Regions from separate parts of the Homo sapiens genome. Here region 1 is linked to region 2. Evidence: chromatin loops called from intact Hi-C (ENCODE). Cell type or tissue: Panc1. All regions are shown on one strand. Each heading gives the region's core, and the rest is flanking DNA. Links, peaks and the distances in the headings are about the cores only. Region 1 overlaps IFTAP (intraflagellar transport associated protein). Region 2 overlaps LOC107984326 (a long non-coding RNA gene).

What was found. Hi-C counts contacts between places; a loop is a spot of excess contacts. Peaks named below come from ENCODE experiments on the same cell type or tissue, not always from the same donor. Only the 100,000 strongest peaks of a DNase experiment are listed, where the experiment ranks them.
Region 1: it touches region 2 in a loop (4-fold over the local background); 2 of 110 quality-filtered maps call a loop at or near these places.

The regions. Positions count from the first base shown.
Region 1 is chr11:36,616,623-36,633,456 of GRCh38, reverse strand. IFTAP (intraflagellar transport associated protein) reads right to left here. Exons shown (of 6, transcript NM_138787.4): 3 at 19-173. Among named protein-coding and RNA genes, the nearest start is that of RAG2, 27 kb to the right of the region's middle. In Panc1, for the core only: CTCF peaks have their summits at 10,289 and 10,491 (motif pointing right); a DNase peak (open chromatin) is centred at 10,526; H3K27ac peaks cover 702 bases.
Region 2 is chr11:36,736,222-36,753,055 of GRCh38, reverse strand. All of the region lies in intron 3 of LOC107984326 (a long non-coding RNA gene), which reads right to left. Among named protein-coding and RNA genes, the nearest start is that of RAG2, 150 kb to the right of the region's middle. RefSeq lists enhancers at 2,162-2,732, 9,752-9,931. In Panc1, for the core only: CTCF peaks have their summits at 5,582 and 5,810 (motif pointing right); a DNase peak (open chromatin) is centred at 5,815.

The DNA of each region.
Region 1 (16,834 bases), core at 8,962-11,461, 120 kb after region 2:
GTACTATGTTGGTATTACCTGTTCTTCCAAACATTGTGATGAAGTACGAAGAAAGATGGTTTTATTTCTAAGATGGTAGTCATCTGCTTCATTTTTATGAGTAACTTTTGCTGAGGTAAAAATGTTTTCTGAAGAATCAGTTCCAAACACTCCCCTTTTGGACACATGATCCTCTGAAATAAGAAGTTATGCACTATTAGAAAACATCCACAATACCAAGTCTGGTTTATTTTGTGTATATTGAGAAAGTTTCTTCCAATGAAAAAGAATACTTTTCAAAGAACTCTACAAACCGAACCCTTGAGGCATTAAGCACTCTGAACTGTTAAAAGTGATTTCTAAAACTGGATAGAAAGATAACATTATGTCACTCAACATATATTTATTGAGTGCCTATTACATATCCAGCACTGTTCTTGGTCGCTGTTAAAAAGTTAATAAAATACAGTATTTGTGAGACTCTTAGACATGACCTATCACATCTTTTTCTAAATTTGAGGGATTTTTTTCTTTATATGAAAGCAATGTATGGATGACTTTAGAAAACTTATGAGGGAAAAAAGTAAAATATGAAAATCACTCATAATCCTACAAGCCAGAAAGGCCACAACAAAGTTTTTTCAGTGGCTATCTAATATTTTTTACGTATCCATGCACTTCTAAAAATCCAGAAGGAATCATACTGTACATAACTCAACTTGCCAGCAGTATCTCTTTTCAGGTTATTGAATATTCCATGTAATTTTAATAGTTATCAAGAACTCCTTTATATAAATGTAAGATAGTTTATTTAACCAATTCCTTATTCTTGACTGTTTAAAATTATAAACAATGAATATCTTTGTACTAAATCCATGTACATTCACGATTATCTACTTAGGCTGAGGAAAGCATCTAAGAGTAATCCTAAATTAAGAGACTAAGACAATTATATCATGATGCTATTAAAAGAAATGTGGGGGAAATAAAATGAAATAATTTTGATAAAAGATAATGAATGAATTCAGCTTTGGCCATATTGCATTTGAAGTGCCAGTTGAAATCGTAGTGGAAATGACCCAAAGGCAGCTGCAAATGTAGGTTAAAATCTGGGAGAGATTTCACAGGAGGTAAATATCTGTTCATCAATTACACTGAGGTAATAGTTTAAGCCATAACATTATTTTTAATATTAGTAATAATATTAAAATTAATAATCAGGGTTAACATTCATTGAGTGGCACTCTTTTGTGAGCATCTCATGAATCATTTCATTTAATCCTCAGAATACCACTAAAAGTAGACACTGTTACTATCCTTACTTTACAGATTAAAGAACCAAGGCCTACAGAGAGAGAAAGTAACTTGCTCAAGGCTATACAGATGGTTAAGTAGCAGAGTGGGGATCTGAACACTGCCTTCTGACTCTAGAACCTATCCTCCTAACCACTGTGCCTTGCTTCCTGCATTAATGCAGTAAATGAAAAGAAAAGGTCTTTAGAGAATAGAAGAAAAAAGGAGCAGAAAGGTGGGGGCAGGGAGCCAGAAAGGAGACAAAGAAGAATGGCTTACAATAGTCAAAGAAGAACTAAGCGTGCAGGGTACATTCCAAAACTGAAACTTGCTTCTTCTGACAACAGCAAGTACAGGAACCTACGTCAATGATCACTAAAAGAGTAAAAGAGTGATAAAGGAATTCAAAAAAAGTCAAGTGGCAGAAATCAAGCCATTGTTGGGTTGGAGAATCCTACTCCATCCCCTTACTAGCCTCTACTATAAAAATGTTCCAGAGACTCAGCAATTGTTTTATCTGTGAGTTCCTTAGGAACATCTGTAACTGAAGGGGTTACAGATAGCCTAACCCAGCACAGTGCCCATGTTTGTTTCTCTTGACCTGTCAGTGCATGGCATCAAAATCAGTGAGATTCATGTTGTTGTAATGATCACAGCCTGGTACAAATCCAGTTAACATCATTTGTTTGCTTCTGAATACCCTATCACTGGTAGAATTAAGACTTGTGAGGGTATCTTTAGGACATAACACAGATATACTGATGGGAAACAGAGATAAGGTGACCTAATCTATAATACGTCATTAATAAGCCAGAGAGGGAAAACACAAATATGAAATGCATCACGTTCTCTTTAAAAAGTTCACATCCATAAATAACACCAGCTCAGGCCAGCTCTCTACTACTGCCTACTGCACCAGCACCAGTGACTTCTAACTAGCTACTAGTGGGAGAGGTAGCCCTTGCCTTTTGCCTCAATAAATCCTTGGAAATTCTGGTGCGAAGCACCCAACCTTGGCTTCTGTGGGTGGAGGGCTGGGGGTTGCTGAGCAAAGTGTGAGGAGGGTTGCTAAGAATATGTTGGAGTAACCAGCCCTATACAAGATGAGATAAATGAGGAAGAAATGGTCTTAGGACTTAGTCTCCCTGACTTCTTCCACTTTTACGGCCACAGAGATGTCCTGTATCAGTCCTAGGGCAAACAGCATTGGTAGCAGAGTAGAGCAAGATAGGCATGGAGACACTTGGAAATAGGAGTTAACTGAAGGATGAAAGGGTTCCTCAAACTTCATCAATGTTCAAAGGAAAGCAGACTTCCTGTGGCTACTGCCATGCCTCAGTGCTCTATTCTAATAAAAGGTGAAACGGTTTCAGTTTTCCCTGCTCATCCTTTAAATCAAGTATAACCTAAATCTAGTAATTACTAAGAAAATACTATGTACCCAGCACAACACTATTGTAATAATCTATTGACTTAAATACTTGAAAAGCACAGCAATGTCTGAAAATCAAAGATGTTCTACAAGGACGAGTTCTATTTGTTCTCATGATCACTCAGTGTACTCTCTACTATTTCCAATAAAACACCCAGGTTATGTGACAGGTAACCAGATGAAACTCCTTTGAAATAAAGAGCAAAATATAATGAAGTCTCAGCTTCTGATCCTGATGTTGAACTACTGTTGGGATCTCAGGTCTAACAAAAATTCTCATCCACTCTTTTTAAAATTCTCCTTTTATAAACAGAAAGTTTTCATTTTTAAAAGACAGACTGGATGATGTAGAAAAGAACTTGTTCATTCTTGACAAAAGCTACAGTTTAAGGCTCCTTCCTAAACTTCAGAATTGGTTTCACAAGAATATATGCTATATCCCTCCTAAGACCCAGAAGTGCTCCTTCTAAAGGCTTTTATCGTTGTTTTTAAAATCCAGCAAATAATAAATATCTTGGCACAATGAGATAGGGAAAAAAGTTATTTTTCAATATGATAATGTCAAAATGGCAGATGCTGGCACAGCCCAGAATCTGAAGTGGATGAAAGTCTGATTAGAGAGCCAGATGCCACTTCCTATAGTAATCCTGGTGAAATCCAAATGTGCCACCCAAGGGTTCGTCTCATCTTCTTCTGTTTCTGTTTTTCATCAGGGTCCTCTTCCACCCTTTCATCTTATCCCTAATGTTTCTTGCTTTGAAATAAGTGTCAGACATAATACGGTTTAGAAATCTAACAGCAATATTTCAGAGAACAAGTAGGTTATTGAGACCTGAAAAAGCGTTTCTTTGGGCATTTCTGAGTCAAAACTTCAATACAGATGAGACGAAAGTTTTTTTCTAAAGGTTTTTCGAGGTTTCATTATTCTGAAGCAATGGAATTTCAATTTCCTTTTGATACTAAACAGACAAGCTTCCAACAGATCTCCCTTACAAGGCCCCCACCACACCTATAGGGTCTAATTTCAGACCAAAGAAAAAGGTTACACACCTTGAAAAGGTTGAAACTTTTGATGTCTTGATAAATTAAACACTAACCACATATTGATTATACATCTTTCAGATAAAAGTGATTATTTTTAAAGAACTCAATTTTGAAAGAAACTTTTTTAAAAATTCAAATTAATCTGTACAAAAGCCAGACTAGTGCCCATGCAATGAGAAGCATTATCACACTTGCAGGAGAATTTTCACAGATCAGCACAACCAACATTAGAATTCACAACCAAATCTGCCAGCAACCTCGGAGTGTCTGTTCTTCCACACTCTGGTCAACAGCAATATAAATCAAGAGCATGTTCTCAGTTGAGAGGAGATATTGAATATATTGCTAGAAGGAAAGAAAAATTCATAGGGGGACAATTCTGTGCAACACTAGGCAATTGCAAAAATCCTTCTGCAAAGAGAATAGGGGATAAGCAATCATGCTTATAACAAGGTTGGGTACTCTGAAAGTCAGGGTGTGATTTTTGCATTACACTCCTTGCCTAGAGCAATGTTTCTCTGGACAATAATATTTGCTCTTGATTTGTCCAGCCAAACTACTTCACTCCACTGCTTCTTGATCACATGCTCCTTGTTATCTGGCCTCCCCTGGAGCGATAGTCGTTCGAACTAAATAAGCAATTTAAAAACCAATCAATCATAAATCAGAATAAATCCAAAGAAGCTAAATTCGGCAGACAAATGCTTTGTCTAAATTCCCTTTGCAGTGCTCTGAATTCCAACTGTTTTATGTTCCTCATTTGAAAGGGCACAGGGAGGAGAGGATTACCTCAGTCTGGCCAGTCAGGAATAACTGTGCTTTCCCTGAGGCTGGATGATAATTGACTCATTATTCACAGTCATAGCCATCAACCTGCCAAGGCACAAATGCACAACCCTGGTCTGGAAAAATGTGTGTGAAAAATGCCAGATGAGGGACACAATAGCAGTAAGTTGAAACTTTTGAAATGTCCAGTGTTAGGCACTTACAGAGAGAAAAATATGAACAGAGTGTAATGTTTCTGAAAGCTTATTTTCAGACAGAAAAAAAAATTCTGTGTGGTGGCTGAGTTACGGAGCTCATTCAATCCAAAAGTTATATTCTGGTCATCAACTATATGCAAGGTGACAAAGACAGTTAAGACTCAGTCCTTGTTGTCCTCACAGAGTTTACAAACTAGGAAGTTAAGCCATACATGCAAACCACCAAAAGAGAAGGCACCGATGGCAGATGATATAAGAGAGATAGAAACACAAAGAATGGTAAAATCATAATTGGTTTGGCAGAATCACAAAAGGCTTCACATAGGACTAAGGCATCTGAGCTGGGCTTTGAAAGATAGCTACAATTTCAACAGGTGAGCACTGTGAAGAGGTCATTTTACAAAGGGAAAATTCCATGAGCAAAGCCCTCAAGGTGGGAACACACAAGGCCTGAGTAAGAATCGCCGATTATTCCAGGAAGATTTGGGGACACATGGACGGGGTATATTTGGAGGGCCCGACAAAAACTCTGTACTTGACCTACATCCTGGGGAGTCACAATTAGAGCTGTGCTCTAAGAAGACAAATGGATAGAATGGATCAAAGTGGTTCAGGTACTAGAGACAAGAAAGTGTGGAGCTACCATAGTAACCCAGGTGAGAAGTAAAGGGAGCTTCAGCTATGGTGGCCTGAAGAAATTTAGAAAAAAAAAAAAAGAGTTCGCAAGTGAGTTCTCTTTTGTTTTTAAAACAAAAATGAAGGCACTATCTCCAACTGGTTATGTTTCCTCTCCAGATATCACAGAATCATCACGTTATCTTTCCACTGCAATCTGTACTATACTTTTACATATAATTTGGCATGCCCTAGATAACTTTTTTTTTAAACAATCTCTGTGATGGTGGGTGCAAATACAGCATGATAACAACCTGTCAAGTAGAAAACAGTTTGGTGCCAAGAGGCCACACATACCCATCCCATAAAATGAGCTTACCTTCCCAACTAACTTAGTCAAGACCACAAAAGAGGTGGCCCACACTGGGAACAGATGCAGCATATTTGAGCATAGCCTCCTACGGCTCCAGAATTCCTAACAGAGCAACAGCTGCTGGTGACAATATCAACACAAGGTAGAATCTGTTACATCCAAGTTTGTTTCTTTTTTGCACCACAGCCCTTTTCTACGTTAAACTTACAAGTCTATGCACAACTGATTTATTTTCTTAATAGGTAATATTTACAGACAAGCAGGATCCTCCTAGTTCTTGAGCCAAACCCAGGATCACAAGGACACATGCTTATCTGGTGAAGAACCCAGGGAGGATCTAAGTATCTAAGTATCCATGAACAATACCTCCACTTCCCCACAGCTTTACTGAGGTGTAATTTACACACCACAAAGCTCACTCATTTTAAGTGTACAATTCAATGATTTTTAGGAAGTATACAAAGTTGTACCACCATCACCACGATTCCATTTTTAGGTCATTCCATCACCCCAAAAAGGTGCCTGGAGCCCATCTGCAGTCACTCCCTGTTCCTACTCCCAACCACAGGCAACCATTAATCTATTTTTTGTTGCTATGTATTTATCTCTTCTAGATATTCCATACCAGTGGAATCATATGATATGTGGTCTTTTGAGCCTGACTTCTTTCTCTTAGCATAACCTTATTGAAGTTTGTCTGTTGGAGTATGCACTTCCCTTCTTATTGTCAAATAATAGTCCGTTGTATGAATAGTACCACATTTTATTTTTCCATTCACCAGTTGATAAACATTTGGAGTGTTTCCACATTCTGTACCCCCTTAATTATGATACTGAGTTTGACCTAAGGACTGTCATTACTAATCCAATTCCATGCTGCCCCACATGATGAAATAAAACCACAGGGTAACTATGCAGTTTAACTTCCCTCCACACCCAATGGTAGAAATGCTGATGCTCATTGAGGCTATAATTCTCTAATCACCTTATCTCCACCATACCATCAGAGTCCTAGGATCAGGTCACTCTCTATCACATGGCCTGTTTTCTTCAAATTTATATGAAATAATCTGAAATTACCTTCCTAAATTGTTCATTGCTTGTCTATTCCCACAAAAATGTATCCCTAAGGAGAGCAGGGATCTCACTGTCAGGAACTTACTCACAGTTCCTGTAAAGTAAAATGTTCATTCTCCACTCTAAAAGATGGGTAACAATTAAGATTGAAATGTAGATTTATATTCAGCCCTTCAACCAGGAAGTTCTACACTGAGAGTCCACTATGTGCTTAACACTCTGCCAGGCTGGAAAAAGAGTTAAGAAAATTATATGACATGGCCTCTGCTTATAAGAAACATATAATCTAGTCCCTTAAAATTTTTACTCACTCAAAGACATAACACTTTACATATCTTTCAGCTCACATTTCCATGTTTAAGAATGTATCCGAAAGAAATGATTAAGTACGTGGGTGAGGATTTCACTGCAAAGCCAAAAATGTCTGATCTATTCCCTTGAACATTTTTATTTAATCGAGGACATATATTTTTGCAGATTTTTGAACCAGCATTTCCATGGGTGGAAATGTATCCAAAGGCCATAAGTAAGAAGGGTGCAAAGACGCTAGTACTAAAATCAATCAACAAATAAACAAAGGCCAGAACCCTTGCAAGGACCTACAAAGCTATCCATGCCCGATCTTTCCCTACCTCCATGCCCTCTAACCTCAGCTTCCACACTCCTTTCACCGTTGCTCATGCAACTCCAGCCACACCGGCCTCCTTGCTGGTCCTCAGCTGGGCAGGTGCTGCTATGACCTGGCCTTTGCACTCGCTGTTCCCTGGGCCTCAAATATCTGCAGACTCACCTCATTCCAACTTTATTCAAATTTTACCTTCCCAGATCATACTATATAAAATTGCAACCCTAAATCCTCCTGCCAGCACTCATGATTCCCTATACTGTGCTCTGGTTGTTTTCCCCCTTTCTAGAATACAAATTTCAGTTTCCCCCTTCTAGAATACAATTTCTCTGAAGGCAATGATCTTTGTGTCTTTTGTTCACTTCTGTGAGTAACATTTAGCACATAGTAGATATTCAACAAACATTTACCAAATGAATGAGGGCGTGCAATGTAGCATCATTTGTAATAGCCAAAAATTAGAAATAATTCAAATGTCCCACAAAAAGAGAATGGCTAAACAAATATCCATACAAGTGAATACCAGGAAGTCATCAAAACACTGGTAAATGATATTTATTGCTATGAGGTGTTCATAATATAATGTTACATGAAAAAGCAAGTTACTTCTTATCTGTAGAGTGGTGAGGGGAAAAAAGCAAGTTACAGAAACTATGTGTAGCATAAGCCCACTTTCATAAAATAATTATAATAAATTTGCTGAATATATAAATGAATGAAAATATTAGGTTGAGCCTTTAAAATAATTCAGGTAATATAAATATAAATAAACATATTTATGTGCATTTTATATATTTTTTATTTAATCCTAATAACAACTTAATGAAGTAGAAGTTATTATATCTATTTTACACATGATAAAACTGAAGCTCAGAAATGTTAAGTAAGTTTCCCAAGACCACCTAGTTAGAAAGTAACAGAGTTTAGATTCAAATCTTGGTTGTCTCCAACTTCCATGTTCTTAACTAATAACTGAATACATATATACATATTAATAAACATAAAAAATTTCAGAAAGGATGTATACAACCATGGTTTATCTATAGGACAATAGACTCTGACTTTATTAGTTAACTGCATATAAGTTTGCCTACATAAAAAGACACCTAAAGTAACAACAGCTTAAACAAAGTGGAAGTTTATTTCTCGCTCATGCAACAGTAAGAGATATAGATAATCCAAGGATAATATGACCTTGCTCCACAAAGTCATCTGACCCAGGCTTCTATCTTTCTGCTCTGCCATGACTACAGCACCAACCTTCTCCACATGGTCCAGGATGACACCCCCCCACACCCTTGTTCCAAGCAATAGGATGAAGAAAAGGAAAAAGAAAGCACACACCTCACTTCTCTGTAATTAGCTAAGGCTGATTTCAGCTACCATATCAAGGAAGCACAAAAAATGGAGCAGCTCAAACAAGAATTTGATTTCTCTCTCATGTAACAGTTTAGGAAAGGTGGGTAGGCTTTGTTCCATGAAATGACCCAGGGATTCAGGCTGCTGGAGTTTTCTGTCATCGTAAGCACATGGCCTCCATGTCTGGGTCTAAAGGAGTTGTTGTAATGATTCCCAATTTCCAGCCAGGAGGAAAAGGATAAAAAGAAATAGTGCACGTGTCTTAAGGATATGACCCAGAAGTTGCACATACCAGTGCCCCTCACATCTCATTGACACAAACTTAGTCAAATGACTATACCCAGCTTCAAGGAAGACTAGGATGTAATCTTTATTTTGGCTGGCCATAGAGTAGATAAAAATTCTACTGCTATAGAAAGAGTATGTTATTGTTTTACTGTGGGTGTGTGGGTGTGAGTGTGTGCATGGGTGTGTGGGTGCTGGTACCTCTGAGTATTTTCTAATTTTTGTACTATGAACAAAAAAACTAAAAACTATACTTTTATTTGAAGAGGCAAAAAAGCATTTCTTCCAACGAAGTTTCTAATCCTCAATCTAGGGAGAATACCTACATGCATCTTCTTCCTTTTTAAAGTGGTTTTCCTGGAAATAATGAAGAAGGAGGAAAAAAATATATATATACACACATATATATACACACATATATATAATTTTACATTTTTTTCTATTGTAGGTCAAGATTCTCTTAATATTTAACTTTGATGTCCCTCTTTTAAATCACAAATAATTACCCTAATCATAAAATTCTACTCTTGCGTAAGTCTTTAAAACTACCAAGTACCTTCGTGTACGAAATATACAACAGAAAAGTTACCAGAAACAGCGAAATGATTGGAGGGGCATTTCCTGAAAGTACAGGCAATGAGATGCCTCCACAGCCTGTGTGGTCTCCCTAGTCTCTTGTCTGTGTACTTGCTAATGGCAAAACACTCACAGAGAACACAGTTCTGGCAGCAATAGACAGAAGTAGCAAGGACATTTCCCTGTGATGGAGTAGCTTTGACCTATGACACATGCACTACAATCCTTCAGACTTGGGACAGAACATGTGCCAAACTAAAGCCCACCCTAAAATTCTGTAAGCTATAATATCCTAGCCTCTGTATTAGCGATCAGCAAGATCACAGTAAAATTATTCCTATAACCCATCATCCTTTTTCACTGTCAAAATGCCTTTTAAATAATATACAATGGTGACATTCAACAAAAATGTCATATTTAAAGTAAAATAATTGTTCTTATGCTTTGAGTGGGGGGGGGAGTATCACAATTTCATGAAAGCTACAGACCTTATTCATAAAAAAATATAATATATACAAAAATGGACAAAAAGTGTTGAAAAATTCATTTATCTCCCTAAACTCCTCCCAGATTTCATTTAGAGTATTTTCTCAAAGCTGGTCTGAAAGTCAAAGTTTCTGATCTGCACACTAGTAGAACTACTGAATCTTGGGGCAAGATCCCTAGGAATCTACTTTTTAATAAGTACCTTCCAGGTGATTTGTACATAAGGTAAAATTCCCAAGTAAAGATTCCATGAAGTAAAATCTAACAATGATAATTAAAAAGAAGAATCTGATACTTCATCTTTGGTCAAAGCATGTAAATACATTTGCCTGATGATTGTGTGGAGACATAGTATTGCATCCATCCACCAGAGGCCAGTGTAGGATCATTCCCTGAATTGTACTCTTACACCATACAATATACCACGTACATGTACACAATACAATATGTACTATACATAGTTGGTTTTAACTACTTCAAGAAATGGGGTATAAACAACTAACACTGTAGACAATATTTTACATTTTTTATATTTACATTCAAGATTCCTTTCATATTTAACCTTGATGTTTTTCTCTTTCGTATCAGAGAAATAGAACCCCAATCATAAAACTTTACACATGAGTAAGTCTTTAAAATTTACCAAATACTTTCATGTGTATTTCATCTGATTCTCACCACAACCATTTGAGACATACCAAACAGGCAGAATTAGCCCTGATTTACAGATTCAGAGAGTAAGTGACAGGCCTGTGGTCTTAAGAAATTAGTATATGCCTGGACTAGTACCCAGGTCTTCTGAATCCAAGGATTGAAGTGTCCCTTCCCATTACACTGGCCCTGCCCGTAACAAAATGAGAACTATAAAAGCAACATAGTAAATTATTTATAAAACTAAATATCTGCAACCTAAAAGATTTTCCTTCACCGTAAGATCATGTCCTATTGCCTACCACAAAAAGTTGCATTTACTTAAGGCAACCTCTTTAACTCACCTACACTGGAGAAAGTTAGGAGGAGTAATTTTTCCCTCTTTTTTAAAAAGTAAATACTTCTTAGAAGAAGTTTTCAAACTTTCTAAAGTAGAATAACATCTGCTGAACACATTTGTAAGAATATAGGACTCAAACATTGGCATGTTGGATTAGAGCAGTTCAAGAGGAGACTTAAATTATATATGTCTTTCACATTCTCTCATTTTATCAGGAAACTCCAGGAGAGCCTTCACAAAAAAAAAAATAAAAAATAGAACAAGAGCTTAAAGTAAAATAAGAAGGAAAAAGTCTGAAAATCCACTGTTCTAATCATTCTTATTGTTATTTTATTAACTCATAGGCTGTTTATTCAATCTAAAACTGAGACCCCAAAACCAATGGCAATATTCTGGATATGATGTTCATCAATACTATGCAAATAGTTAATATTGCCTTGCCAAATCAACCTCTAACTATACAATCTATAAACATATAGATTGCTATTCTGCCTTCACACATTTAGAGCATTTGGGAATCACACCATCCTTTATAAGCAGATTGCAATAGGAATGACATATCAGCTGATGAATTCTTCTAGGGTAGGGACCCTGTTTTGTTCATCTGAGTATTCCCAGATTCTAGCTCAATGCTTAAAACACAGAAGGAATCATCAATACTGAAATGACCTCAACATTAGCAAGAAGACCTGGATTGACACTATAATTAGGGACTAAACTCAACACTCAGATGACTCCCTACAACCCCAATCTTCTAAACAGTAGTTCATATACAACAAAATTGAATGCAAAAGGCAAATTAAGTCTGGAAAACACATGAAAATGATATAATGATTCCTCTCTGTGCTAAGGATGCAATGAACTGCAAGAAGAGTAAGCTGATGGGCGTCACTTAAATGTACCTCCTCTGGAACGAATCCAAATTAAGGAAAAAAAAGACACTAAAAATCATATACTAGACAGATTGTGGTTTGATTTTCATATAAGAGTTTGGTTAAAATAAAGTTTCCTGTTTGTATCCCTTTGGGTTTAGCTGACCATTTCAAAGAAAATATTATTGTTTCACGGCTAAAAGAACATTTTGCTAAAACCATTCAGATCTGAAACATGCCCATTCAATTGAATCAAAGGACACTGTCTTATGACCACCTCAGTTTTGAGTGGAACAATTTACCCTTTCCCTTCAAGTAATGATACACTTAGCAACAACGAATAAAAATAATGTCTCAAGTTAAAGAGAAATGCATATAAAACAAATATGCACCCACTTAATATTGTTTAAATTGGCTATTTAAAGATTGATAATGACCACCTTAAAAGTTTATTTAACTATTAGTAGTTCTCTTTCATTCTGTAAAAGTTTAAAATCCCATTTGTCTACAAAAGTTCAACTCTCTAATTTATATGTATACATAAAATATATCAAATATAAATAAATTGAAAAGATGTGTATCTTTTCAAGTAAATCAAACAATTTCATTCTTTTCAAAGAATCAAAGAAAATGATTCTTTTATGTGTATGAAAAATACATATTTTTAATTCCCATGTCTTCACTGAGAACGCATATTAGAAAAGGTAATTATTGGAACAAAATACTGTGCATTAAAAACACTGCCAAAAATAAATTTAATGATTATAATTCAAAATGTCATGCACATTTAAATACATTTTCTTTCCTTATCCAATTACATGTAAACTCCAGCAGTCACAAAAAACAAATGATTATCTATGAACCAAATATTCATGTTGAAATGAATATGAATTATAACAACTTCAGCTGAAGGTTTATGCTAATATATCTAAAACAAAATGGCTTGATCAGCTCAAAATCTGTCATAATTTGAAAGGGGAAATTTCCTTCTGCAATTGAACCAGCAATTTTTGTGTGTTTCATAATTTGTCAATTTGTTCCCTAAGTGTAGTGATTTAGTGATGACAAAAGAAATAGGGAAACAAATGAAAATTGCTTAATTACAGCTTGCAGATGTTCCCCCAAAGAGAAAAAACAGGTTAATGCTGCTGATGCTGTTTCCTCCACAGGACTCTGCTATAAATTAGTTCACTTCATTCAATATTTTTTTCCTTCAGTGTTCTATGTGATGTTTGATGTTATGTTGTGATAAAGAGATTACATACACATAGTTACTGAATTTATGTTCAATATAAAACTATCAACATTTTTTCTTACACTTTTATTCTTTTTGGCAATACTAAAAAACACATCAATAAAAAGCTTTAAAATAACACCGCTTCCTTACTCGCTCCCTTGGGATGCAAGATTAATTAATTTTTTTAATTGCCTAGTTACTTTTATTAGCAAGTCCTTATATGACGTCTTCTGCAAATTTCTCTCAAGGTAACATTATCCCCATGGCCTATGTCTTCAGTTAAAGTAAGTTTATTGCTATTTGCCATGATATTTTCAATTATCTTCTCTTTACTGTTAAATTCACATTTGCAAAAGCGCTTCCCGAGTTGCCTTTTTTTTCTTAATGTGGCTAACGTTAAAAAGGAAACAGAAAGGCACTGCAAATGGCCTGTGAACTAAAAACACCACTCAATATTCAGTAGGGAATTAAATGACTGATAACAACGGCACTGAAAATGTGGCTTCAGTGCCACCTGGAAGCATAAAGCTGGTCAGTTCGTTTCCAACTTCCTCTGACAGGCAATCTGCCAGATGCAAGGGTATCAAAACAATGTTAAGCCCTCTGGTCTCTATCTAACACATGACAGAAAATAACTGCAAAAGGCTACACAGCAAGGATTATTTTTCTTGTTGTGTTTTCTTTTATGAGAGAAAGCTGTTTTTATGCTCTACTGAAATTCCTTTCCTGCTCTGAAATTGGTAAGAGGGACAGCTGCTTTCTATATTTTTCTCTCTGGTATTTTTCTACAGCAGATTTTAAATTCATTCTTCAGATTGGGAAAAGCCTCTCTTTGCACCCTCATGGAAATTTAAAGATGCATTGCTAATATTCAAATTCAAAATAGCTTTGGGGACCAAGATGATACGTCAACTTCGGAAATGTGTTGTTTTATGTGCTGTCACCGGTTTCATTTTTAATTACATTTTTTAGAAGCTGTCAAGTATGAGTAGTGATATTCTTTTGGCTGAAATGACAACTCAAAATTTATCAGTCCAGAAATGTAAACCAAATCCCAACCCAAGATTCTAAGCTCTTGACAGAACGAACGCTCAATAAAGAAAAAAAAAATTAAAAGACTCCTGAAATGAGAACTGTGTAACTTTGAAGAAGTCACTTGGCCTCTGTGGGCCTCAGTATCTCCCAGGCAAAATACCTGTGACTCTTCCTTGACTCTTTCTTCTCCTTAATCCTCTGCCAGTACCCTGTTACTAAGTGCTGTCAGTCATTCCTTCACTGGCAGCGTCTCCTAGGCCCTTTTGCTTTCCATTTTCTCCCCAACTACCCTAGTCCAGACCTCCAGCAACGTACTTCTCCTTAGCCCTCAGCTAGTCTCCCTGACTCCAGATGTTTCTCTACTTCTTCTTTGCTCTACCTTTCAAAATCACGAGCAATGTGTATTAATGGGTTTTGTTTGTTTGTTTTAAAATTCTACTATGGTTCCCAATTACATAGTATATCAAAATCCAAACTTGAGCATCATTACACAGCCTCCTTCTCAGGCTCTCCCTTCTGTGCCATCCACTAAATGTGGGTGTTCCTCAGGCTTGTACCTAAGGCCCTCCTGTCTGCCAGCCTGTCATTCTGTATTCTCTTCTTTTCTTTTCACTGCATTTATTCAACCAATATTTAAGCATCTACACATTCTGCCCCACCAGGCACTGCTTTAGACACTAGTGTAATAGTGGTGAAAACCCACAAGACACCAGCTGTATGGAGCTGATGATACTCTAGAGAAGACAGGGTAAGTGTATTTTGAGGTAGCACATCCATTCCTGTTGGCATATATTATCTACACACCAGTGACCCCAGGTCTTGAGAAGAACTGCCCGATGCCCTACGGAAGGCAGAGAACAAAGTGGTTCAGGGTGTGGGCTTTGAAATCTGATTAGGACCATAGTCTAACTCCATCTCTTCTTATAAGGACACCAGTCATACTGGGTTGGGGCCCACCCTTATGACCTCATTTAACCCTAATTATCTCTTTAAAGGCCTTATCTCCAAATACAGTCCACGTTGGGGGTTAGGGCTCCAACATGTAAATTTGGGAGGCACACAATTCAGTCCACAATAGCAAGCTACCTAACTTTATGCCTTGGTTTCCTCATCTGTAAGTTAAAAATAATAAAATGATAAAAATTAAAATGTACGAAAGAACTCACTAGGTCATTATAATGATTAAACGAGATGATACATGTGAAGAGCTAAGCATTAATCCCTAGAACTTAATAAATGTTAGCTGCTATCAGTAGTAATATTAGACTTGTTTTTTAATAATCTCTCACTCCCAGATGTTTCTCTGAGAGAGGTATAATTGTACAGAGGAGGGTCAGATGTCTGGAGTTTGAATCCTATCTGACCTCAGGCAAATTATTTAATCTACAATGACTTTCAGTTCCCTGAGCTATAAAAAGGAAGAATAATAGCTAATTCTTTGCATCATGGTGGCAATTAAATAAGTTACTCGAGACAAATACTTAGCAATATATCCATAAATGAATCTAAAATAAAGAGCACTAGACAGTCTCTGCCAACTCTACAATTGAAACAGAAACACACTTTAAGCAATTATCTGGTATTTTAAAGCAGTACAGACAGTCCTGCTTTTTAACAGACTGCCTTATGAGAATCTGTAGCCTAAATCAGTGGTTCTCAAAACTAGTGGTACATCAGAATCACCTACAGAGCCTTGAGAATATAAAAATTTTAGACCCCTTGCTATAGTTTCATTTAATAAGCCAAAAGTTTATATATAAAGTTTATATAAAAGTTTATAGTTTCATTTAATAAGCCAAAAGCCTGGAAATCTATACTTTCATAAAAGTCTGCCATCACAAAAGTCTCCTGATATTCAGCCAAGTTTGAGAACTACTTGTCAATAGTAGAGCTGCTTACATATGTGGTTTTAAGTTTTCAAGTAGACATGTTAAAAATAAATATACAAATAAATAAATATACAAAAAAATAAATATACAAATAAATAAATATATATACAAATAAATATACAAATAAAAAGTAATATCATTTTTAATGATATATTTTATTTAAATCAATTTTCTAAAATATTATCATTTCAAATATAGTCAATATAAAAATATTGAGATATTTTACATTCTATTTTTATACAAGTCTCCAAAATCCAGTGTATGTTTTATGCTTATGGCATGTCTCAATTCAGATAGTAAATTTTCATCAGAAATACTTGATCTGTATTTAGATTTCATAAAGTTTACATTTTAAAGAAACGGATTCACCTACCCAAGTTGTCCCAAACACCTTTTAAAGTTTTCTAATAAATGAATTGAATATCAGTTTTTTTATTTAAATTTAAATTAATTTAAAGTAATTAAAATTTAAAACTCTGTTCCTGGGTAGCACTGGCCATGTTTCCAATACTCAATAGCTACATGTTGCTAGTAGCTACTGTGTTGGACAGTGCAGGCCTGTATGATCACAAATCATACGGTTACTACACCATTCATGAAATTTGTAATGCTGGAAAAGCACTGGCATCGCTCCTTAAATAACTCAATGTGAATTAAGTATATATAGATTAATCTCATGATTA
Region 2 (16,834 bases), core at 4,707-7,206:
ATTGCTACATTGTCCACTTCCCTAGAGGGCCCAACACTGAGTGCAGCTATTAGCAAAAGGAGAGAGAGACAATGCTAGGCACATGCCAGGAGTTTAAACACTAAACGGTTATTTAGCAGAGATGGAGACATTTGCAAGCAATGCGTGACAGCAAAAGGAAAGGGCAGGTGAGGCATTTCAGAACAACTGTCCAGAACTACATCGGGCACCAGTGGATTTTGTGAGCAGCTGAGGATTTGAGCTTTGCTGGCTCAGCCTGGCTTAGAGTGCTGGGGCAGAAAAGAAACTGGCTCTAGAGGCCATCCTCCAAGGATCTTGAACGTTTCATTTTTTTAGGGTTTTTCTATCTAGACATTGAAGATACAGTGTGAAAATGAGCCTCTGTCATTTTAACAAGGTCCTTTTAAATCCACAAAGAACAGCCCCATCGATCAAGAAATTATTCTCATTCGTCACTTTCTAGCCTGTTGCCTCGGGATTACGGTGGGTTGCCAGCAGAGACATAGGACCACAGTTAATAAAACATTTTTACAGATCTAGGCTGCAACTACGAAAGACACAATTAATATTCACACACAAGCATGCATGCGTGCCCTTCCCCTCAGCATCTCCAGACTCCCATTACAGGAACCCTCCATTACTCAAAACTAATCCCAATGAGAAGCAAGGCCTATGACTGGTTAGTGTGTGTGTGAAATCATTTTAGTAGTACTTTCATGGGAAAGTGACCCAGAAGACACCAGCTGAATATGATAAACAAGAAGTAGCATAATGTATAAAGAGCTCTAGAATCAGACAGAATTGGGTCCGAATTGGGCTTCTTCATTTAGTAGCTGTGTGACCTTGGGTGAGTTGCTTAGCCTCTCTGGGCCCTAGTTTTCTAATCACTGGAACGGGGATAAAGATATTTATTTTGTATGGTTGTTGTAAAGGTTCAAGAACATGTGTTTAAAACACATATCCCAGTGCCTGACACTTAATGAATGGTAGCAATTGTTACCGGTAATAAATCAGCATATCTGTGCTCTCTCCTGTCACCTTCTCCCTCTCTCTCTCTCTCTCTATCTCTCTCTCAACTTGTACCTACCATAACCACACTGCTGTTTTTTGCTTTGGATGCCTACATGACCAGTTGGTCTCTCAAAAAAAATTTATCAACTAAGACCAGGTGCTGAGCAATAAACTAGGTCATATTCCAGACACCACTATTACTGTTGTCAGCAATAACTGATTTCAGCTTTCTGACATACATTTGGCTATTTTGTGTCCTGCTAACATCAGGGAGCAATCTTACATTGGGGACCCTTCCCTCCCTAATGGAAACATTTGGAGAAAGTGGGAGGAAATTGCTATAAAGTGAGCATAGAACAGAACAGCTGGAAGCGGCCTCCTAATAGGCAGTTTTTCATGTTTTGACAGGTTTGAAGCAGACTATGACAGCAAAAGGGGTACACACAGGGACAGCGTAGCAGACAGCACTTCCTGGAATGGAAGCTTCTGCAGGCTTCCAGATGTAGCTGCTGTCCTTACCCCGCGTGTTTATAGTGGCTCCAAAGTCCCCTTCCTGGGGACTCCTAGGGACATACATCATTGTCAGTTTAGCTGCCAAGTCCAGCTCCAGAAAGGCACCTGGAAAAGGCAGCACAGCTAATGAAAGCAAGGCAATCAAGAGAAAAAGACAGCTGGGCTGGGGGCCAAGGGGCCTAGGGTCTGGCTTCCATCCTTCCACTAAGTGAACTTTGGCAAGTCTTCTTTCCACTAAGGGTCTCAGTTTCCTATCAGCAAAAAGGCTGTCCTGAGCCCTCTTCCCACAAGAGGAATGCTGTCAATAAAAGCAATAAAAGGTGCTTGCTCTATTTATCTGTACTTTCTACTTTTTCTACATGTACACATATCATTTGTGGGAATGTGTATTTTCTACTTCTTAGGTGTGTGTATATGTATATATGTGTGTGTGTGTGTGTGTGCACACACACTTAAGAGGTAAAACACTAATATTAGCTTATTTTATTTAATAATTTATTTATTGTATTTATTTCTACACACACTTAGGTAGAAGAAAATTAGCTTATTTACTTATTATTTTTCTACCTCTTAAGTGTATGTGTATACACACACACACACACACACATATATAGTGTGTGTTTGTAGTCATTTGTTATGGAAGTCATAGAAAACCAAAACACAACTCTAAGAGTACACACGCACTTAAGAGGTAGAAAAATAATAAGTAAATAAGCTAATATTTACTGGGCATTTCTTACATGCCAAGGATTGTAATAAATACTTTATATTCATTATCTCATGAGAAGGAGCCAACTGGACACACCTGCTGCTATTTGCTACCCAGCATCCATTCCCCCTCTCTCCTGATAATGCTCTAAATTTCCCTATGAAAAGCAACCCCTCATTGCCATTTGCCCTCATGTGGTTTTGTGGCAATGACCTCAACCCCAGTTCCAGGGGTGGATCTTGATTGGCTTAATCAGTTTACACACCCTCTGTTCCTCACCACAGTGACTGGTTGGTTCTCTGATTGGGCCGACAAGACCTCAGCAGTACAGTCAGAAGAAACCTCAGTAATTCACCATGAATGTTGAGATCATCTCTTTCATTCCTGCAGAGCTTGAACATGGAGCACATGGCCCCATTATGTGCCAGCAGACACTTTGGGCACATCAGAAGATATCCTTCCAAGTTGAGAGCCATTAATGAGGACACAGAGCACAGAAGTAAAGAATGAGAAAACGGGCTCAAGATCCCAGACCAAGCACTGCCTTACGCTACTATGGCTCCTGGACTTTATTGCTCAAATAATTTGATTTCAATTTTTTGGTTTTGTGCAAAACCAAAACATGCCTTATCAATGTAGGCAAGTGTTATTATCAATACCATTTTATAGATTAGGAAACTGAGTCTCAGTGGAGCTAATCCACTTGCCCTAAGTTACACAGTAAGTTTGTAGTGGAAACACCATTTGAAACCAGGTCCAACTGGGTTAAAAACCCAAGCTTCTTAAGCACTATATTTTGCTACCATAGGTAGGGAAAACTGGAAATACCTTGAAAATGAGAACATTTTATAAAATGCAACCTTTCATTATTTCAGGAGTAGATTTCGAATCATCACCTCAAACCCCAATTGAAATGGTCTCGCTTTGTCACCTAGGCTGGAGTGCAGTGATGCGATCATAGCTCTCTGCAACCTCAAACTCTTGGGCTCAAGCGATCCTCCCACCTCAGCCTACCAAGTAGCTGAAGCTATACCCCTGTGCCTGGCTATTTTTTTTTTAAGAGATAGGGTCTCACTTTAATACCCAAACTGGCCTCGAACTCCTGGGCTCAAGCCATCCTCCCACCTTAGCCTCCCAAAGTACTAGTATTACAGGCATAAGAAACCATGCCTGACCTAAATTTTGAGCCACTGAGTTTGTAATAATTTGTTATGGCAGTCATAGAAAATCAATACACAACTCTAAAATAAAAGATTAAGCAAAAAAAAAAAGATTTCTTATTTTAAAAATTTGGCAAAGGAAAGCAAGCTGAGATCTTTATCTCCATAAAGGATGAAAAGGAGGTGAAGATCAGTAGCATTCCTTTTTGTAGCAAAGTAACATGAGGAAAAATTGGCCCTAAAAGTCCAGAGTAATCTGAACTAGATATAAGGAGGAATTTGCTACCAAAGTTGGTAAGAACTGAAATTCACTTCCAAAGGTGATTGTGCAAAAGTCCCTTGATTGGCTTCCTGAAGGAGAACACTGAAGCACTGACAGGCAACAATTAGACAAGAATTTAATTAGATTTGCTGGAAAGCACAATAATAATGACTTAGGATGTCCTTGGACACACTGTATGATTAGAAGAGGCTGTTAAGTACTGAATTTCTGCTTAGGAGGGCTGGGAAGCCAGGGATGCCTGTTGTTTGAGCAGATGCATTTCTAGCACAGGCACAGAATCTAGGGGGGGTTACAGTTTGTGAGCTGTCCAGAGTGGCTTCCGCATGCCGACAAAAGGAGATGTGTCAGCTCTGAGTAGATGCATTACTTACCAGCACAAGGGGGACTGTATCATGGTTTGGAGGGTCATTCATAACTTTCTCAGAGATCAGAGTCTAGCCATGGATCAAGACCAAACAGCTCAGTGTGAGCTCATAAACAGTATCATATAATGGTCAAGCATATGGGCTCTGAAGTCAGAAAGCCCTGAATTTTGCCATTTACTCACTGTGTGGCCTTAAGCAAGTTGGTGTCTGAGTGCTTCAGCTTCTTCATCAGCAAATAATAAGTCATTATCCCGTTAGGCACTTGTGAGGATTAAATGACATATGATATATAAAGTATAACGCCTGGATCATAGTAAACATTTGTTAAATAAATGGCTGTTATTATTTCTAGTAGTGTGGTCAGGCCTCACTGTGGGCTGGAACAGGGTAATCAGGTAAGAGTAAAGGGAGTGTCATATTAAAGAGCCAGAGAGATTGGAGGAATCCAAAATGCAAAGAGAGAACAAGGAACCAGGGAGCTTGCAAGCAAGGAGTAGCAAAACAATTGCAGCATCAATATTCAAAGCACCAGATTTACGTGAGGAGTACCTTAAGGCACTTTGTAATATCACCTCCAGCTGCTGCTCCTCCCTTGGCTTGGAAGGACAAGGTAGGGATCTAGGAGCAACTTGCTGGAGATAAGAAGTAGACCCAACACCTAAAAAGACTATTCTGCAGGGCTTCCTAGGATTTCTCATTCTTCCCTGATCTCTACCAGGGATGGCAAACGCTTAGCTTTCATAGCATCATTTCCTCTCCTCCAATGCTCATTCCTTTCACAAATATTTATGTGCCATGTGCTGGGCACCATTCTAGGTATTGGAACAGACCAGGAAATACAACAGGCATAAGCCAGTCCTGCCCTAATAAACTCCATAACCTAGTCCTTCTGGCAAACATCACTAACCAGTTAATGGCATATTTCCCTACTCCAAACCCCTTCAAGTCCTTTTCAGTGCAGTCCAGTTCTCCAAAAAGCCACTGCCAATCAATTAGAGTTGACACTTGGGAATAAAGATCACTTTTTATTCCTGCGTTGAGCTCCTGTGATTTCTGAATAGAGGCATTGATCCCTTTACAGATGTAAGCCATTGTTTCACAGTCCAGTGCTAATGGGGAAATGAGACCCCAAAAGCAGCAACTACCACTGTAGACGTTTGGAAGCCATTGGCATTATTGTTTAGACTATTCACACTGAAGTGGTCTTGAATACCTATCTCACTGAAGCATCCAGGAATTCTACTGATCTAGGCTGAACATTTGATGACTGATTGATGAGATGTTTAAATACCATAATCCCAATTTCGTTTATTATATTCATTATTTTCTTTCATTTTATAACTGCAGATTCAGCCTTCAGTCATCCACTGTTTCCCATTATCCCCCTCCTCCACACACACACACAACTTGAGGCACCTCAACAATTAGGTACGTAGCTGGGTATGCATCTGATGCATTTGCACAGCAGGCAGCCACATACTGCAGGACCTAAACCATGATACGATGAAGTCAGTGGGGCCAGTTTCCAGGATCAGCTCTTCCACTGACTATGTGGCTTTTAGGACCCATTCGCTCATCTGTAAAATAAGAATCACAAAACTCATATCACAGTAACCACTGCCTAGCTCACGTAGTTATTCGGAGACTACAGGATAGTATGTTACTAATCAAGACTTGTAATGTCCCTAGGCATTATGGACACTTGGACACTAGGTGGCAGTATGTCACCTTCCACCTCTTCACCCAAGTCAGAGGGACCAGGTGCACCTCAACAGTTGCCCTCCAGATGGCAGCCCAGAACATTCCCCAGCACCCAGCAGAGAGCCCATAAAGCTGTTTGCATTATAGCATCAAAGGGAAAGGACTAGACCAAGCAAAAGCCATTTAACACTTTCTCTCAATATCTGAATTGGGAAGTAGAATATTAAACCACAGAAAAGTAAAAGAGCAACAAGTAAAAGTCACTGGACAGTGGAGCCATAGAAGGGAAATTTGTGACCTCATGGTGTCACTTGGCAGTGAAACCATATCTCAAGCTCAGCCCTTCTAACACCAAATGCATACCCCAGCCTCTGCGTTAGGATGTCAGTTCTGTTTCCAGGATGAAGGGTATGATGATTTACCAAATCCCATAGTCAGTAAGGAGTCTGGTCCTGAGATCAGAGTTTCCTGACTCTCATTCCACGTCCAGACAAGCAGATCAGCCATTCGACTTTTTTCCTCTGTCTTATCTCCTCTCTCTCTCAAGCTTAATATGAAACTGTTTTCCAGCGTTAAGCTGAGGGCAAAATAGAGTAACAGAAAAATGCAGTGGCCACTAACCCCAAGAAGCTACTCAAATCTAATTTAAATCAAATAAAATTAAACATTTACTTTCTCAGTTACACTAGCTCAATAGTGACCTGTAGTTAATTATTGAACAGAACAGAGGCCGGGCATGGTGGCTCACACCTGTAATCCCAGCACTTTGAAAGGCCGAGGCAGGCAGATCACGAGGTCAGGAGTTCAAGACCAGCCTGACCAACATGGTGAAACCCTGTCTCTATAAAAATACAAAATATTAGCCAGGCATGGTTGCATGCACCTGTAATCCCAGCTACTCAGGAGGCTGAGGCAGGAGAATCGCTTGAACCAGGGAGGCAGAGGTAGCAGTGAGCCGAGATCACGCCACTGCACTCCAGCCTGGGTGACAGAGCAAGACTCCATCTCGAAACAAAACAAAAAAAAGAACAGCACAGATATGGGACACTTCCATGTTCTATTGTAGCACTGGTCTAGACCATCGGAAATGGAGAATGTGCCACTACATCATTCGATTGCTTTATAATGAGGTATACCATGTTGCAATTAGAAGAATCAGTGGAAAATAAGAATGGCATTCTTGATAGCAAAACAAAGAAGTTTACATGAAGGTAAGTGAAATTTTAGAAGAAAATATTTACAAAATAGATTAGGGGAAAATTGTTAATATGCTTTATAAGTTAATCTAAGAGTGGTGGACAAAGCATGACAGATAATTCAAGGAAAAGAAATTAAAATGACAACAAAATGCTTGAAGTGATTCTCAACACATCAATCATTTAAAAAAAGAAAATAAAAGCCATGAGATAAATTAAATGGAGCCAGAAAATTACAGAACCTGTTTAATCAGGTAATGACATTTTCACCAAATAATACATATTTATACATGATCATGCATGTAAAATGTGAGATAAATTTAGAAATGGAAATCTTTTTCTGAAAACAAAGACGTAAAATATTATACAGATTTTCTTATATTGTTATTATTAATTGACATCATACTTTCAAATAGTGCTAGCATTTCACTTTACTCTGTTTATGATGAATATCATGCCTATATTAAACCTCTTCTCTGCAGCCAACAAAATCTAAATGAACAGTCTGCTCAAAATGATAAAATGAGAAGTGTCTTATCTGTGGGATAGTTGGCATGTATGGATGTGCTGTTGAGTTGTTGAGGTTTTTTAAATTCCCTGAATGTCTGCATCCCACCAAGTTGCATACAAATATCCACTTGTCTATTAGGCTGGGCGGGCGCGGTGGCTCACGCCTGTAATCCCAGCACTTTGGGAGGCCGAGGCGGGTGGATCACCTGAGGTCAGGAGTTTGAGACCAGCCTGGCCAACATGGTGAAACCCCGTCTCTACTAAAAAAATACAAAAAATTAGCCAGGCGTGGTTGCGCACGCCTGTAATCCCAGCTAGGCTGAGGCAGGAGAATCGCTGGAACCCGGGAGGCGGAGGCTGCAGTGAGTTGAGATCGCGCCACTGCACTCCAGCCTGGGCGACAAGAACAAGACTCCGTCTCAAAAAAAAAACAAAAAAAAACAAAAGACATTAGTCAGTACTTTAACTTGAACTTGCTTAAGGAAAATCGTAAGCTTAATAGACTCATAGAATTTAAAAATCCAAAAATGGCTCTCACTTCAGGCTCAGTGGATCCAGGGGCTCAACCTATGTCATCAGAGCTTTTTCTCTCACGGTCTTCAGTGTCTGTTTCCTGCTGGGTATGATGGCATAATTCTCTCCCACAACAATCTTGTGGGATAGGAAGGTGACAACCAAACTCATTTCTCTGCATCCCTGTTTAGCAACCCTAGTGGAAAGAGATTTTTGTCTCCCAACCTTCCTAAGTTAATTCTAGAAATAGAGTCTGGTTGTTCTGCTTCTTTTCCTGCGACGTACTCCCACCGCTCCATTTCCAAGGCAGGGCTGTCCTATCATGCCACACCAGGGGGCGCCATTCACATTGACGTGCATGTCAGTGAAATCATTTGGAGTTACTAGAGTTGTGCCACGTGGTGCCCCTGTTCCCAAGGATAGGATGTTATGAATGGACAGTCCTGAATCATATAGTATCCCTGTGCCCAGGAAAGCAGGATTTGCTTCCAGAAGAAACAAAATGAAAGGAAAACATTCCAGGGAGCCAAAAATAAGCCCATAATCCATCTCAATGTATCACTGCACAGTGAGAAGAAAATTCCACACCAACCCTCCCGTTGACTTCCTGTGAATGGACGTAAGAGCAGAGGGGAGGTAAACACAGCACCTTTTAAGCCCTCAGAAGAAATCAGTACGTGTCTGCAAGATATTGAGGTAGGGAAGGGGTGGGGGGGTCTCCTTTCTTTTAAGGAAGCAAGAACTTCTCTCTCTCTCTCAATCTCTCGCAAGAAAACTTTCTGCTACCTTACTGTACAAATGACAAATTCCAGCCTGCCTCCTGAACTATAGCTAGCCTCTGCTTCAGAATCCACTTCCAGTCTCAAGAACATTTTTTAAAGAGCTAAAGCTTAGAAACAAGGCACAGGAACTACCTTGTGTTTGCAGTATCTCATCTTTTCCCATTCTCAACTCTGGTGGGTTCATGGATTTCAGGGTGTGCCCTTGAGCACCTGCGAATGAATCCACAGCATCAGTTCAGGGAGGCCATCAGAGAGGCAGCTAGGTGAGGCTGGGCCACCTGGTGCATGCAGTCCCCTCTGACCTCAACAGCCAGCCTCATGCCTCCCAGTTCACCCACAGAGCTGCCAGAAAAAGGCCAGCAGCCAGGTGGGAGCAGGCACCCTCATTTGCTTTTCATCATCCACAGCCCATCTCTCTGAAATTAAATGATGTCTTTTCTTTGTTCCTTTTTGCGTGTTGTGCAAAGAAACTGCTGAGGCACTTTTTAAGAATACAGATTCCTAGATCTCCTCTCAGACCTTATGATATGAATATCTGGGGACAGAAGCCTGAAGATCTGTATTTTTCTAGTCCTCCACGGTGATTTTGATGTCAGGGTTGAGAACCACTGTAATCATACCCTTGCTTGGCCCCTATTTAGACACAGGCATTATAAACAGAAAATAAGACCTCAGGGCAACTCTAAACCAGTTCTCCCTCCATTAACTCTTCACTGATTTATCTTACTATTCTCTACTCAGGACCATTTACATTCTTAAAAATTATAGAGAACCCCAAAGAGCTGTTGTATATGTGGGTTCTATCCATCAATGCTTACAACATTAGTGATTAAAATGGAGAAACTTTAACATATTTAATAAACCATTTACATGTTAACATAGTTTTATAAAATTAACTATTTTCAAGAATCAAAAAAATAGAAGAATGGCATTGTATTTGATTTTTATAAATCTCTCTAATGTATGGTTTAATAGAAGACAGCTGGGTTCTCGTAGATACTTTTGCATCTAAGCTTTCGCTATATCACTCATCATGTTGTTTCTGGAGAATTCCCCTATTCACTCATGAGAGAATGAGAGCAAGACATGCAAATAAAGGCTTGGTATAATTAGAAAACAATTTTGACTTTATGGAGATCCCACTGAAAGGGTTTCAGGGTCCTCCAGACCACACTTGGAGGACCACTGTTTCAGACTATTCCTCATACCACATTATCTTTGCCAGCACTTACATACTCATTCCTCTAACTTCAGTGTTTATAAATTTTGATGCTTTTTTATTGTTCCTGATAGTTGACTTGTTTCCCTAATCATGTTTGTCTGTGTGAAAATCATTAGCATTAAGAAACAGAAATCCACTCAAGCTAGGTTAAACAAAGGGGGATTTATGGGAAAGATACAAGAGAATCTCACAAAACCCCAAGTGGGAGGTGTAGCCAAGTCTCCACTGTGTTTCTCCCTAAGCTTCAGGACTCTGCATGTGGGCCCCCTCTCCACACTGCATACTGGCATCCTCTAAGGCTCTTACTCCCCAAGCAAGGCTTTGGGTTCCCAGGAAGCTATCTCTAACTCATTGCCTTGGAGTCCCATGTCCAACAGCTTCTTACCAGCAAGACTTGTGTCTTGATTCCAAAACCTTAGGTGAGAAAATTTGGTTGGCTCTACTTAAGAAGTTCTTGGGAGGGATGGTAGAGCTCTTCTGATGTCTTATTTATACCCATAGAGAAAAAGCCTGCATCAGGGACCAAGTGAGTAAGCAAATATCATAACACTGGTTCTCAATCCTGGTTGCCCAGTGCTGGTCTAATTAGATGGGATCACCAAGCCAGGGTTCTCAGTGCATTGTGCTGTGTGGTTTCACCTAGAACAGGATATGGATAGTGCAGAGGTAATAGGCATACCTAGCACAGACTCCCAGCACTTTTTAGTAGAAATGTAATAAGCATGTATGTAATTTTAAAATTTTAATAATCACATTTAAAATGTAAAAATAAACAAATGAAATTAATTCTGTTAAAATGTTTTAACCCAACATATCCAAAATGTTAACTCAATGTGTAATCAGTATAAAAAGCATTGGTGAGATATTTTACAACCTTTTGTGCTAAAGTCTTCAAAGTCAGTGTGCATTTTATACTTACAGGACATCTTAATTGGTACACTAAATGTTCATCAGAAAAATCAGAAATAGTTGATCTATATTTAAAGTATACAAAATTTATAACTAAAAAAGACCCACAGACCCAAAGTTGTTCTAAACATACTTAAAAGTTTTCTAATAATGGAATAAAATATCCGTTTTAAATGAAAATGAATTATAATTAAGTTAAAAATTTAGTTCCTTGGTAGCCTTAGCCACATTTCAGGGGCACAATAGCCACATACGACTAGGGGCTACATTTTGGACACAGCAGGTCTAGATGGAGACCCAGAATCTGGCCTCTTCTACTCCTTTGAGACTCCCCTCAATATCAGCAGAGCACTGTCTAGTACAGACACCCACAGAGTATAGCTGATGGAAACTGTCCAAGTTAGAATTGCTCAAATCTAATTGCTAACTTCTGGGCCCTTAGAAGTTCCATGTAAATGTTTTTCTTTAACAAATTACATCATTTTAAATGCATTCAAGAGGCTTGTTAAAGGAATCCTATAATCTCTTAACTCATTCATCAAATAAATCACCTTTCAGTCATTTGTTTTGTTTTGTTATTTCAAAAAGAAAAAAAGATTTGCTTATATCAGATTTATTTTAAGCAAGGCAGGGGCTTACAGAAAACCCACTGAAGTCCATTCAACAAATGAATAATCTGAGAAGCCATAAGTCACACTCCACCCATGGGAATCTAAAGGGAGTTTTGCAAAAATCCATAACAACATAAACCTAAATGGTTCTGGTTCTGTTTGACTGATCCTGGTTGCACTGTTTAAGTGTGCTGGTACTCCAGGGCTGCTGTGAGTGATGGAAATCATGACCAAAGTTTGGCTTATTTCACTTAACATAGTATCTTCTGGTTCCATTCACATTGCTGCAAATGACAAGATTTCTTTCTTTTTATGGCTCAATAATATTCTATTGACCACTACACATGGTATGCACATATCAAAATATCACATGTACTCCAGAAATATGTACAATCCTTATGTATCAACAAAAAAAAATGACAACAACAAAACACGTTAGTCAATAAGCTGACAGCCTGGAGCTCTTTTCAACAGATAGCACTGTATTCAAAAGGACTTCTCCACGACTCCACAAATCTAGTTTCCACAACAATTTCTGAAATTTGATGCCTTTATATATGCAAGTTACATTTTAAAGTTGGCCTATAAATACATAGACAATTTTGACTGAATGGAATTATTTGAACCCTCATTTGTTCAATCAAATAAGCATTTGAATGTTTAGTATCAGCCAGATGAGCTGTTCCTTTGTTCATTCACTCATGTATTTCTCAAATCCTCATTGATTCCTATCAACACTATCAGGTGCCATGCCAGGGAGCTAGAAACACAAAGAAAAGCAAGAAACAGAAATAGATCCCACCCTTTAGGATTCATTGACCTCACAGTTAATTATGAAAGTCAGATATATACATAACCACAAAATAGTGAGATTACATACTATTAAAAATACATAAAATTCTGCATCAGGAGGATAGAGAGGAAGAGAACTGAGGAAGATTTTTGAATGGAGATACTCCTGAGATGGGTGTAGAAAGCTGGGTAGCAGTCACCAGGCAAAGGTGAGGAAGGGCATGGGGAATGAATATTCCTGAAATGGGAACAAGAGCTGCACAGGTGCCTCCTACCTGGTCTCCCTCCTTCCACTCTTACCCCACTACAGTCTGTTCAACAGTCACACAGCTATCAGCATGATCCTTGTGAAATACCAATCAGATTCCATCACTCCCTCATCTCAAACTTGCAATAATTTCCTCTCCCACCTGCAATAAAATCCAAAGTCTTGGTCATGCCTTCAAGGCCTTACGTGATGGGCTCCTTGGTATATTAGAGACCTCCCTTGGTTCCACGTCCTCCCAGCCACACTGGCCTCCTTGATGTTCTTCAAACATTCCAGGCAAGTTCTCATCTCAGGGCCATTGCAAAGTGCCTTCTCTGGCCATCTCAAATAAAATAGAACCCTGCTGTCACTTTCTGCCCCTTTTCTCTGCTTTATCTCCCTGCACAGCACTCAGGACTCGGACAGTACATGGTCTATGTAGCTATTTGCCTGTGCATTGTCTGACTTCTCCACTAGAATGCAAGTGCCATGAGGGCAGGCCTTGATCTGTTTTGTTCACAGCTATAGCACTAGTGCCTAAGACAGTACCTAGCATATGGTGGGCTCCCCCAAAGTATTTTTAGGATGAAGAATTAAATGAGGCTGGAAAATATGCATATTTCAAGTGCTGGCAAGTATCCAACATGGCTACAACATGGGAGTGAGGGGATAGGGGGCCAAGGTAAGAGCCACTGGAAATGAGGTTGGATGGGTGCTCAGTGACCAAGTAATAAAGGGTGCTGTACTCCTGGCTAAGAGTTTGGGCTACATTCTGAGGACAACGGGGAGCCAGTGAAGCTTGTAAGGAAGGGCATGGTACATGCAGGTCTGCTTATTTAAAAGAGAAATCAGCTTGCCATGCAGTAGATAAATCTGAGAAGAGCTTCAGGCAAAAAGGTCTGTTGGGATACTTTCGCAGTCACCTGTTTCTTCAGCTTTAAAATGCAGATAATAACACAATCTTAGTCACAGGCTGCAGTGATGACTAAGGGGGTTGATGTACATAAAGTACGTAGCACAGGACCTGGCACATAGGATGCTATCAATAAATATTATCTATTACCACCAACATTTAGGGAAGCTTGAAGGATGATATCTGTGCTTCTGCTCAGATGACTGTGTGGAAGGTGCTGCTGCCTTTGATCTCAATATAAACTATAGAAATAAGAACTCAATTGTGGGAACACAGAATGAATTCTATTTTGGGCAAGTGCAGTTTGAAATAGCTGTGGGATATCCAGGTGAGATCTGTGGTATGCAGTCTGATATAAGGGTCTAAAGCTCAAAAGGGAAGTTTAAACCAAAGCTCAAGATTCAGAGGAATCCCTTCCTTTACAAGCAATTGTCCTGGTCCCTTGTGAGCAAACTCTGAATCCAAAGTACTCAAAAGTAAACTCACTAGAGTAAAAAGCCCCAAGAAGAAACCATCATATAGAGCTGAAAATACCACTGCAAGAATTGACTATAATTCTGAGCCCCTCAGGACCCCTAGCAATGTTCATATAGTCCTTGTTTGCATCCTCTTTGAGCACACAGAAAAGAGCTTCATATGCTTATCACATTTACCACATCCTTCTACAAGTCCTCCAATTTCCTATTTTCCAATGTGCCCCTAAAAGAAAAGGCTAAATAAGCTCCAGAAGTCTGTACATTATAACTGACAGACCTCTTAGCTCTGAAGGCATTTTTTTCTGAGCTCAATGAATTTCAAAACAGTGTTCCACTTCTACCCCTGCTTCAAGTGTCTGAGAATACACGTGTGAAGTATAATGTCAAGTCCTTGGGGATGTGGCTCCCCAGAGTTATCTGGGGCTAGAGATATAAGAAGAATAGGAAGTACAGAAATGGAGCTGGCTCTGCAGCTAGTACAGCAAAAATGGCTTGAGGTTTACTTACAAACAATCGACATTGGTGCCTTTGAAAGGGAAGTGGAACTAGCTTTGATAGACATGCATTCTTTCACTTATTCATTCAACAAACAGCTATTGAGGATGTAATATACCTGCCAGGTACTGTGCCAATACAGAGGAAGTAACAGTCAACAAGAAAGATTTGATTCCTCATGAAGCTTCGTGGCTTCAAGGGTTTCCTGTTTGTCAGAACCTTAAGGATATCTAAAATGTAAAGCAAACCTTCTTAATTTTCATTCATTCATTTACTCATTGAACACATATTTATCAATGGTGCTGTGCTGGCCTCTGGAAGTCACAATGTTCACTAAGACAAGGCAGTTACAATTCAGTTTAAATGTCATGGGAAGGCAAGTACTGTGTGCCAGTGGAGGCTGTAGGAAGGGCCCTGTGATAGCATAACTTGTCCACAAATTATCTGATACTCCTCTCCATTGAGGGGAAATGTCTATGTCCCCTCCCCTTGAATCTAGGCTGGTTCTGACACTGTGCTTACCAGTAAAATATGACGGAAGTGATGCTTCACCCAGACTGTAAAGAAGTAGCAATATTCTTTCTTAGAATACTTGTTCTAGGGGAAGCTAGCTCCCATGTGAATAGATACATCCTGAGAGTACCATGTTGTGAGGAACCTCAAGCTAGCTTAGAAAAGGATATGGGGAAAGAGAGGCCAAGCAAGCTTTAGCTATTCCAGTCATTCCAGCCAGGTGCCAACATCTGAGTAAAACAGCTATCTTGGATATTTTATGTTGGATTGAAAGTCCTCCATGGATAGCATTTAGTCTGAGACCCAAAGGATGAGAATGATTTTGATATACAAGGACCAAGTGGAGGATTATTCCAGGCAGCGGAGTGGGATTATACAAAGATCCAGAGTTGGCGAAGCTCCTGGAGTGTTCAAGGAGCTGAGAGTAGGTTTTAAAATGGTGGTATAGAGGTGAGCTGGCTACATTATCATCAACCCCCACAGAAAACCAAAAATATATATACAGTACCAAAGTTTTTGCCAGCAACAACCCAGGACTCAAATGTGAAGATGAGATAGATCTTGAGGTCATGGAGAAGTGAAAAACCTCTGAGCAAAGGATGGGAGAATTTACCTACCATCTAGGCTCTGAGGATGCCCTTCCCCACAACCCACATTCTTCCCGGCAACAAGTGTGCAGGTAATTTTACCCAATTCACAGTTCCTACACTGGAAAAAGTGAGATTGAGGTGATCATCCAGCTTTCCCACTATCTTAGGTTGCCTGGCAGGAGACCTGTCCTTGCCTTAACCCATGGGAAGTGATTGCCTGAAGGAAGAAATATCCCTAAGGACAGGCAGAGACAAAGGGAGGAGGAGGGACTAGCATCCTGAGCCCTGGAAAGTCTGCTCTGTAACTTGGCCAAAGGAGATGCCAAATCAGGTAGCTGTTAAGCAGCAGTACCCTGTAGGAGGTACATTTCATAGGTCCATTGGGCATGAACCCCTAGCCAGCCTTCCCACACTGCTGGGATAATTCCTTTGAAATTTAACCCCATCCAGGACAGGCAGTGCTCCACTCATTAACTAGAGTCAAAGCAAACCTGGGCTTAAGGCACAAGGCTTAGAACCAAAAAGGGAGCAGTGATCTAACAGTATTTGCTGAGCAAATATATCCAAAGAAACAAAACAAACCAGAGAAAACTAGAATAAATAATTAATCCTTTATTGCAAAGACATTGTCATACATCCACAAGAAACAAAGCAAACTGGGAACTATGACCTCCCCTAAAAGGACAAAACAAAAGTTCAGTCACTGACCCTAACAAGACAGTGATTCGTGAGCTCTCTGATCAAGAATTCATAATAGCAGTCTTGAGGAAACTTGGTGATCTCCAAGATAACACAGAAAAGCAATTCAGAAATGTATTGAGAAAATTTAACAAAGAGATTGAAATTTTTAAAAAATCAAATGGAAATCTTGGAACTGAGAAATACGTTTTCTGAACTGAAAAACTCATTGGAAGCTCCTAACAGCAGAATGGACAAAGCAGAGGGAAAAAAAATCAGTGAGCTTGAAGACCGGCTATTTGAAAATACACAGAGGAGACAAAAGAAGAAATAATGAAAAGGGATGAAGGCCTCCCACAAAAAATAGAAAATTACCTGAAAAGACCAAATCTAAGAATTATTGGTGTTCAAAAGAAAGCTGAGCAAGAGCAATGGGTAGAAAGCTTATTCAAAGAATAATAGAAAAGTTTCCAAAACTTGAAAAAGATATAAATATCCGAGTATAAGAAGGTCGGAAAACATGAAACAGATTGAACCCAAATAAGACTTTCCCAAGGCATATAAGAATCAGACTCTCAATGGTTACAGACAAAGAAAGGATCCTAAAAGCAGCAAAAGAAAGGAAGTAAATTGGCATATAATGGA